2 separate regions of the Homo sapiens genome follow, and region 2 is linked to region 1. Evidence: chromatin loops called from intact Hi-C (ENCODE). Cell type or tissue: prostate gland. All regions are shown on one strand.

Evidence for each region. Peaks named below come from ENCODE experiments on the same cell type or tissue, not always from the same donor. Only the 100,000 strongest peaks of a DNase experiment are listed, where the experiment ranks them.
Region 2: a loop joins it to region 1, with 4 times the contacts of the local background. A loop is called at or near these places in 3 of 110 quality-filtered maps.

What each region holds. Positions count from the first base shown.
Region 1 is chrX:74,921,522-74,926,521 of GRCh38, reverse strand. It overlaps NEXMIF (neurite extension and migration factor), which reads left to right and starts at 1,070. Exons shown (of 4, transcript NM_001008537.3): 1 at 1,070-1,639. RefSeq lists a silencer at 2,032-2,191 and an enhancer at 3,437-3,496. In prostate gland, no CTCF peak of the experiment used is centred here; DNase peaks (open chromatin) are centred at 1,131, 1,521 and 1,911; H3K4me3 peaks cover 2,136 bases; H3K27ac peaks cover 1,792 bases.
Region 2 is chrX:75,520,320-75,525,319 of GRCh38, reverse strand. ZDHHC15 (zDHHC palmitoyltransferase 15) reads left to right here and starts at 2,283. Exons shown (of 12, transcript NM_144969.3): 1 at 2,283-2,431. The coding sequence starts at 2,296. It overlaps LOC107985664 (a long non-coding RNA gene), which reads right to left and starts at 2,193. Exons shown (of 5, transcript XR_007068273.1): 1 at 1,666-2,193. RefSeq lists an enhancer at 1,991-2,070. In prostate gland, no CTCF peak of the experiment used is centred here; DNase peaks (open chromatin) are centred at 1,689 and 2,099; H3K4me3 peaks cover 1,457 bases; H3K27ac peaks cover 1,338 bases.

The sequences.
Region 1 (5,000 bases):
TGCTTTGGCAATGATGTTGGAGCAAGTGCACACAAAGTAGCTACTTTTACCCCTTCTGTTCTAGTACCAACCTTTTCATCTCTTGCCTTGGCTCCTAGTGGTGACAAATCTCCCGAGGCTCAGGCCTCAACCTTGCACCCAGGACTCCAGAAGTACTAAATGGTCCCTCCTGAGTTGCTCTCCAATCGTTTTGCTGTTTCCTGTTGAGTTCCCAGGACGTCTGAAGGAAAATGACCACCTAAGAGATTTTTCAATGACAGCCATCAGGCAGATCTGTTTTCCTTCCTGGCCATATTCAGCTTCCCTTCTTTCCTTTATTCCCCAAACGTCACTCCCCAATTGTCTGCCTTCATCCAACCCTTCAAAAAGGACCCACCTTCCTGGGGGCCCAGGCCCTTAAGTTAAGAGTAGGTAAAGGTTGAATGGTTAGATGCTTGGTGGATGAAACCATTCAAATATTCTTCCCCAAACTTCAGAGTGCCCCTCTCCGCACACACAACTGCCCTAAAAGGCATGGGAGAGTGGTGTCCGGTTGCGTGTCTGCCAGGGGAAGAACGCACCACTGGCGTAGTGGACTGGAAGGGCAGCAGGAACGCGAGTGGGGGGCGGGGTGGGAATGGGGAAGGGGGGTGCGCGCCCTTTATGACAGGTGGCCGCGCAGTGCGCGCTCCCGGGCGCCCGAGGGGAGGGAAGGACAGACGGACAGAGTTGGGGGGGCACATAAGGAAGGGACCATAGAGAGGGTAAGGAGAGCGGGAGGGAAAGGGAGAGCTGTGGTGGGGAAGAAGGGTAGAGGGGGGAAGGCGTCCAGCAAGAACAGCCGTGTTGGAGGAAACAATGGCAGGGGCAACAGCGATGGTGGCAGCAGAGGCGGCCCCACTCTGGGCACCTTTCTGAATGGGCAGAGACAGCTCCGGGAGAAGAGGGGACCAGGCAGTGCCTGCAGAGGCTCTGAGAAAAGCGGCAGAGGGAGGAGAAGAGGGAGGAGGAAGAGAAGGAGGAGGAGGAGTAGGAGGAGGAGGAGGAAGGGGGAGGAGGGGGGACGAGGCAGGGGAAGAACCTGGGAAGGAAAACCAGTAGCATCAGCAGCAGCAGCAGCAGCCGCCGCCGCCACCACCGCCGCCACAGCAGTAGCATTAGCGGCAGTAGCAGCATTTAGCAATAGCTTTAACAGCTATAGCGACAGTAGCAGCCGCCCTCCTCTCTCCCTCTCGCGGACGGCCGCAGCCACCGCACAGAGCGGGCTCCAGGCGCCGAGCGCGCAGCCCGCTCGCTAGGTAGCTCCAGCCGGGGCGAGCGACAGTGTAAGCGAAGCACGGACCCTTGGAGCAGCCGGGCAGCCGCGGAGGCTCTGAGTTTCAGGGCCAGAGCCCGACAGCTCTGACTCCATCTAGCGCGGCGGCGGCGGAGCCTGAGGGAGCGAGCGAGGAGAGAGGCGCGTCCACCTGGCGGGCCCAGCGTATGGAGCTGAGGCAGAGGCGGCGGCGGCGGCGGCAGCAGTAGCAGCGGCGGTGGCGGCTAAGGCAGCTCGAACAGCTGCGGCGACGGCGACAGCCCAGCCTTGACTGCGACCGCGCTAGCTACAGCGCCTGCTGCCTGAGCCCGCCAGCGACGTGCGCCTCGGGAGTCGGCCTGTGAGGTGAGTAGGAGCGCTGCCATACAGCTTCCTGGCCTTCTCGCCGGCTCCCCGGCTGGCTCGGGGTGGCGGCCGCAGGGGGTGGAATGAACTGGGGTAAGTCGAGCTAGACGAGAAGGAAGGGAAAACGGAACGGAGGACGTCTGTATGCGAATGTGTGTGTCTGTGTATGAGGGAGCGAGGCCGCTAGGGCGAGAGATCCCGGCTCGCCCTGACAGGCACTGCAATCTAGGAAAGGCCTCTGTGCTTGCGCCGTAGGAAGGGGGTTGCGGGGGGAGGGGAAGCGAGCGGACCGGAGCCGCCGCGCTTACACGCACGCAGCTCGGCAGAGTGCCGCCTCCTTTCGGACTGGTGCAGGGTAGAGCCTGGCCAGGGAATGGGGCATGGGCATGGCACGCTTCGGCGAGAGCGGGAAAACCCACGCGGCGGCCGAGGCCGGGCGCTCGGACCAAAGCCGCAAAGGTGCGAAGCCGGGCGGCCGTGGCGACCACAGAGCGCCCCCAGGACACGCGCCACTCGGCCGAGGCTGCGGACAGGTTTAAGTTGGAGGCCAGACCGAGCCTCGCCCAGCTCATCTCCTTTGCGGAAATTGGCTTGTGGCCCCTTCGCGCTCTCGGTGGCGGTCGAATTGACGCTTTTCTGTGTGGCTTCTGGCGCTTCTCTCTGCCGCGCCCCGCAGCACACGTCGGCTCGCGTCTTGTACACCCTGTAGGGCGGGAAGGCCGTGAGCCGGCGCGGGGAGCGGAGTCCCGCTCCGGGAAAGTGTGGAAACCGCGCTGCTGAGTTGGCGCCGTTCCGCTGAGGAATTCAGCGATTTCAGCATGACTGCTTCTGTCTGTCTGATTCGTGAGGGACCGAATCACCCGCGCAAGGTTTTCTGTCTTTTTCGAAGTTAAAAAAAAATTGGCATCCCCATTTCGACAACAGCACTCTTGATTTTTATCAAGCTTCTGGTTGCATTTTGGAATAAGTGGGTCTCATATTTTGCTTCTGGATCTTGGCTCCCAGCATATTGTTGAATGCTGTGCACAGCACTACATTTAGATATGTGGCCTTTTTCTAATGTTGCATTTTCTAGACTGTTATCTGAAAAGACATGATTTGTGTTGTAGGGCTGGCAGGGCTGTTTTTAAAAATGTCTAAAGCACTTTAATCCCGGGATTTGAATATATCCTTGGTTGTTTTTGGTGGAGGAGTTCCTGGAATATTTTGCTTGGTGAGAAAAGGTGCTGTAATGGTCTTCTCTGAACTCCTTACGACCATTTGTGTTTTGGAGGGGTGAATCTCCCTTACATCTTTTACACATGAGGTAACATATGACCAAACGTTTTATTTACAGCAGTGACGTTCTTATGGCTGAGGAGAATTTACACTTATTGAAAAAATATTTTTAGAAGGGAACAAAAAAGTCCTAAGTAACTGTCATTTTACATATTAACTGGGAAACCGGCTAATCAAATAAAACTGGCTGAGTGTCTGAAACTCTATCCCAGTGAAATATGTGGCTGTGAATATAATTAACCATCTGTCTAGTGAGCAATTTAAATTTGGGCTGGTACATTTTTATTACAGTGTCTAATTTCTGGAAGACATACATTTTACCCAGCAGTAACAACAAAAACGTATTTGCTTACTAGGTCAAAAATTTACTGTGTGGTGGTGGTATTTCCCTTTCTTCCTCCATGTCTTTCATAGTCCCCACACTGCGTAACCTGGGAGGTCAAAAATGAGCTTCTTGTTTTTGCAAATAGCGTATTTACAATAGAGGAACTGAAACTAGCCCTGGTGGCTAGTGATTAGACATTTTTGTCTCTTAGAAATACTTTCCAATATTTCACCTCCCCGAAAATCTAGATAGATTGCATGCATGCTAGTTAAAAAAATATAATTTTTTGGTGCACATGGGGTAGGGTGATTGAACAAAATTTGTAAGACTTGAAATTTCTCTATTTACTTTCTCTTATTCTGATGAATTCTCTACCTGGCTGTCCCAACTGGCCCCCCCAGACATAAACTCATACAAAAACACATGCTTTTTTCCTTTTAGACAGTTTTTAAGGTTAACAGCATTCAGATCTGTGATTTTAACAATATACTGATAAACTGCTTTTTTTTGTAAATCGTAAGTGTAAAATACCATGACATAAAAATACATTGTACATATATTTAAAGTTTTCCCTATGGTGTGATTTTAGCCAGAAATTTATTACTAGGAAAAAAGAGGGATAGAGTTTGAGTAGAGATGAAATGGCTCCGGGAAGATTAGATTTGAGAGACCTTCACCAAATAGCTATTGTTAACATAACATAATTTAAATGAACCACGGATTGATTGTGCAGTAAGCTAGAGAAAGTCATTTAAAGGAAAATATTTTTAAAGCAAATATTTGCCTAAATAACAGCTCTGATAAATTGGTAACAATTATGTAAGTACATGGCAGAATTTGACATATGTCAAGTCTGTTAAATAAATCAACCTGTTCAGTGAATAAATCTTTGATGCATCAGTGCTTTTTCACACACACACACACACACACACACACACACACCCATAACACCCTGTTGCCAAAGTCAAACAACTGCAGTACTGCCACTTTCTGTTTTACTTCAAGTCTGTCCCTTTTCCCTCTTTTTCTTTTTTCCACAATCTTCTGGTTACCTGTAAGCTACCTGGTGAGCAGAGAGAACTAAAGGTGAGGTGGTGTTGCCTGTGTTTAGGAGGTGGGAGAAGATGAGAAAAGTGCTAAGTGTTGGAGCACACAAAGATGGGTTCATGGATCCTGGACACGGTCACTATGGAGGTCCTCGTCTCACGGACCACCATAGTGTATTTGCATAGGAGAAGGACTGGCCTATCCAGAGAAGCATTGGTTGCAGTTTCTCTGTTCCTAAATCCAGTTCTAGTAAATAATATTTTTTCTTCTGTATATCCCTTAGTAAGGGGAGAAAAATAGATTCTAAATGGCATTCGACTGTTACATTATCTTTAATCTTTTATCTGATGGCACATATATAAGTGTTCCCGGTAGGAGTAAGCAAAAGGAGAAAAGGGCCAAAGTGGATGAAAGGGAAGGGGAATGATTGACTAAGGAGTAGGTCATTTGGCTTCCTTGTTTTTCCCATCTTAAGAGATTTTTGGTTTGGACATTATTCATTTTTTTTTTCTTTTACTTCCTCTGAAAAGTTGGCCACCAGCTCCCTAATGGACAGTTTCTCCACCAGAGCACCTTTTCAAACCCAAGGTCATAGGGTCAGACACAAAGCACTTGTTACGTTCTCTATGGCACTTCTCCAGGGCTGCTTGAAAACAAAACAAAGAATATATACACCTACTACGTACCCATAAGAATTAGAAAAACAAAAAC
Region 2 (5,000 bases), 600 kb before region 1:
TGTCATAAGCCCCCCGGCCCCAGACTATTTGATTAGTGATCGGGCTACCTTAGAAGAGGAAGACTTAGGCAAAATTAATCATGTCAAAACGTGAAAGTTATCAACTTCCCCCACGAACTCTGCTCTTCTCACAATAGCCCCTATCATAGTGATTGGCAACATTGTTCATTCAGGCATTGAAGTTAGAAATCTGGCTGTTAGCTTTAACTTATCTCACTCCTCACCTGCCAACTGGTTGACAAATTCTGTTGATTTCCCCAAACACTATTACATCTTTCCCCTCCTCTCCTTCCCTTCATAGCCTGGCTTAGGCCTAGGCTCTTACCATCTCTTGGTTAGAGTACTGTTAATATCTTCCAGCAAAAGCGGGCTACTTGCAGTCCCCCAAGTATGTTGTGCTGTTTCGCATACATTTGCCACTACATATTTCCTTTTGCCTGGAATCCCCTCCTCCCTTAAATCCTGCTCCCATCTCTTATCTTCCTGGTGAAATCCTAGTCATTATTCAAAACCCAACTGGGACTTTCCCTTTCACACTTAATCATTGCCTCCTCAAGGCTACTTGGTTTAAATAGTATACCCTTGACAATCCCAATATACATGTTCCACAAGCCCCGAATTATGAATATTGGAAAATTTAAGTATACATGTCAGAAACTTAGGGCTCAAATAATTAACTAGGCTACTAAATATTGTAACTAAAATGAACTCTGCATTTCATTGCATCATGAATTTAGTAACATCAACCATAAAATTAGCTTAATCTGAAAAGAAACAATAAATCTTTTATCACTTCAGGTAATTTACTGCATATATAACCATAAATAAAGAACAGAGATCAACCTCGTAGAGACACTTGCTCCCACACAGTAGTCACACAGAATGTGAATCACACATGCATCTCAGCAAAATCACAAATTTCTCCATGTAAAAGACCTTTGGGAAAAACAGTGAGTGTCAAATCCATAAATGCCAAGAGCCTGCTGTACTTCTATTATTGTACTTGTGTCAATGAACAACTACAGCCCCAATGAGAACATGAGCTTCTTGGGGTCAGGCCCACTATTTTGTCATTCTTTTTGTACCAAAGTTGATCTAACAGGAAGCAACCACTCCAAAAACATTTGTTGAATTAAATTACCTCCTAATTGATCTTCCTACTTCAAGGCCATCTTCCTTTCCAAAATCCTGCCAGTTATTTCACAAAAACATATCCCTGATGTCACTCCATTTCCCCCAAACCTTTGATGGCTCTTCATAATCTGCTTTACATGATTATGTCCCCATGCCATGCTAGGACATATAAGAGCCTTCACACCATGGCCTCATACTCCCAGTCTCATTCTTAGCCTCTCTTCTTCACAAACACTCTTCAAGCCACACTAGCTGCTCCTGGAACATTTTTGGACTTTCATTACTCTATGACTTTGTAAATGCTGTTTCCTCTGTCTAAAAGGTCCTCCTCCTCTCATCTGCCTGGAAAACCTGAATTTATTAATATAGCTCAGCTTAAATATCGCTACCTTTGTAGCTTTCCCTGACCCCTCTCAGAATCAGTCTCCCTCATTTGTTTTTTTATACCAATGTGTTTGTTCTAAAAACATACTAAGCTGATTCTGCGGGGAGGGAAAAGGGAAGGAGGGAGTGCCCTGTCAAAGGACTTACCCAAGCAGCGACTGCGGCACTACGTGTTAAGCATATTGTTCAAGCAGCAGTGGGAGGATGGAGCTGGATGGCCTTCATGTTACGAGATGCTATGGCTCGCATCTTTCACACTGCGTGTGTGTGTGTGTGTGTGTGTGTGTGTGTGTGTGTGTGTGTGTAACTGTGGGGGGGGGTAGCAGGGGGAGAGAAAGAGAACGAAGGGAGACAGAGAGACTGAGACAGAAACAAAGAGGGCGGACGCAGTGCAGTAAGAGCAGATGGGCGGACCCAAATTTCTTCGGCTTCACGATTTTGCGGAGGTCTAGCCCTGCATCCAGCCTTGAAACAGGGTGGGGAGGAGGCAGAAAGGGGAGGGACTGCACTCCCTCTGAGCGTGCTAGCTCCGACTGCCTGACGGATCACCCTTCCGCTCCAACATGGCTAGTTCCTCAACGCCGTGACTCAAGCCTGTTGTGCCAGGCAGGGCGCACTCAGCAGCGCAGCCCCACAGGTGGCGAAGGCTCCGCGAGAGGGTTCCCGCCAGGCTAGACAGTGGAGTGCCGCACAGCGCGCCTTCCAGCCTCGCAGCCGCCACCCTAGCGGTTCCGACCCGGCGCCAGCAGGCCTGCTTGGTCGATCTTCGAGCCAAAGATGCGGCGAGGCTGGAAGATGGCTCTGTCTGGGGGGCTGCGGTGCTGCCGCCGGGTACTGTCCTGGGTGCCAGTGCTCGTTATTGTCCTCGTCGTGCTCTGGTCCTACTATGCCTACGTCTTTGAACTCTGCCTGGGTAAGTGGGGCTGGGCACCTAAGGTGGGGAAATTATACTCCAATATAATCGTTTGCCCTACCTTCACACTGGTGTCCCTTGTGTTCTCAAGCCTTCTCTCTGCGGTTTTCCTTTCTCTCCCTGGAGAGTTCCTTGTCCCCAGCCTCTGGCTTCCCACAATATTTCCTGCGCCCTCCCACCAGGGTCCCGCCGTGTCTCCATCGTCTCCCACCTAGGGTTTCTTATTTCTTTGCCCTACCCACAATAATGTCCTGGCTCTTCCCACGAGGGCTCCCTTTTCTCATACAGGGCAACCATCTGCACCTTGTGCTCTCCTTCTGGGAGCCCCTACTGTACCAAGTTGAGGAAACAACATACCCTGTGTCTTTAAACTGTTTGCTCACACTAGGAATCTCACCAATGCATCCAACTAGGAGCCCCACCATTTTCCCTCCTACTAGAATCCTACTAGGATTTCCTACTAGGGATTTCCTACTGAGAGTTCCAAAATATTTCCTCTACTCTCTTACTAGCTCTCCTTTTTCACACACTGGAATCTATCGTTTTCCCGTGATCCTCTCACACTGGCTGAAGTGCTTCATATCTTTGTCCACTTGTGATCCCACAGTGCACCCTATTCTACTCCATTAAGATCTTCCGTTTTCACACAGTGGTAAGCCCTCCATTCTCTTTCCCTGTGGGCTCCCCCCATTTAATCATTTTCTTTAATGGGATTGGTATTCTATAATACATCCTCTCTCACATGAGAGGCCCTGATTATATTATACTGGAGTTCCCTCCAGTCTCCTGCCTTCTTGCTTTGAGGAGCATTCGACTCCTTCCCATTAGGAGCCCCACATTATTTTCTGACACCTTATACTGGTGACCCTGCTATTGTCACATGATGATAGTGCCTTCTCCCACTAGAGTCACCTCTTTTACCCTCCCACAAGGGTTTCCGTAATTTATCTCCTATTCCATCAAAGGGCCGCTACTTTTCTAATCATTATTCCTCGTTATCTTTTTTAGGAAACCCACTCCCCACCTCCCACAGTGTTCTTTCACTTTTAGCCCCACATTCTGCCATCCACTTCCTTTGGGATTTCTTATTATTATTTCTTCTTACTTCTCATTGGATTGCACTTGTCCCATCTTCTCAAACTGGGGAAACCCCATTCTTTCTTACTGGGGTTTCTAATATTTTCTACTCCTCCCAATGGGCATATCATTTCTCATTCCCTCTCATTAGACTACCCCTTTTATAATTCTATGATCTTTTTTTACCCTGTCCTGTCACACTAAGGAGCACTCTATATCCTCCTTATTTGCAAAATGGTTCTCACAGTATAGCTTGTGCATTCAAACTCAGAATTCTACAATATTTCCCGACACAAACCCCAAGTCTCTCCCTTATATTATTCCCACTTTCCACTTTAATTCCCCCCGTTCCCCATTCTTATTATTATTGGCCTTGCAATGCTCTCATCAACTCACAATGGCGTTTTCATATTATATCCTGTCTTGTTACAATAGGGTCCCTGCTTTTCTCACAGTAAAATCTCCCCTTGTCCCTGTCTTCTCACATTGAAGAATCCCTGTCTCCTCTCAAAAGAGATTCCACTAATACTTGTCAGTCTTGTCACTTCGACACTGTAATTCCATCGCCAGCACCCTTAAACTTGTGGCCTACAATGTTCCCTATTCATCTAGTTTGGGGCTCCAATATGTTTATACTCCTCTCACAGTAGGACTCCTGACCCATTGGACATCCCCTCACTCCCAAGTCCTTCTGAGACTTCTTTATTTTTTCATACCAAACTCTTCTCACCTTAAAAATGATGGTAAGGATGCTGCTTTTTTGAACTCCGGGACCTGACTCCATTTGTAATTTTCTTCTGTTACATATTTGCAAAGCAATAGTCTACCCCAGGTAGACTGGGATAAACTAGGGAGGCAGGAGATGATCCTCTTTTCCAATATAGAACTTTCTATATTCTAATTCTATAATTTCCTATATTCTAATTCTAATTACCTCTCTGAATCACAATTGGAATTTTTTTTACCTCTTCCTTAGAGATATTATGGAAAATGCAGAAAGAGCTCTTAAAATAAATGTCATTAGTTGCCTTCATAGATACAAGTTAGCCTAGTTTTCTTTTGTATCTCAATCCAGTATTGGGATGCATTAAGTAGACTATGCAATGACTGGGAAGCTTTTCTATTCTCAGACCTTACTACTTTGGCTTTTTGAATGATTGATTGAAGGGTCAAAAGTTCAGCACCATTATTATGGTATGGACATTGCTCCTAGGATCAATGCCATATTGTAAACAACTTATTTTGGAGTTTTTCAGTATTGACTCATATGAGCTTCACCAAGATATATTTTAAAAATTAATGATGATAATGACTAACACTTATGTATTGCTTACTCTGTGCCAGAAAATGTTCTAAGTTCTGTAGATAGATTAACTATATATTAATTCATTTAATCATCACAATAACTATATGAGGCAGGTACCATTACTGTTTCCATTGTACAAATGTGTAAACTGAGGCACAGATGAGCAAACCAAGGTAAAGACCAAGT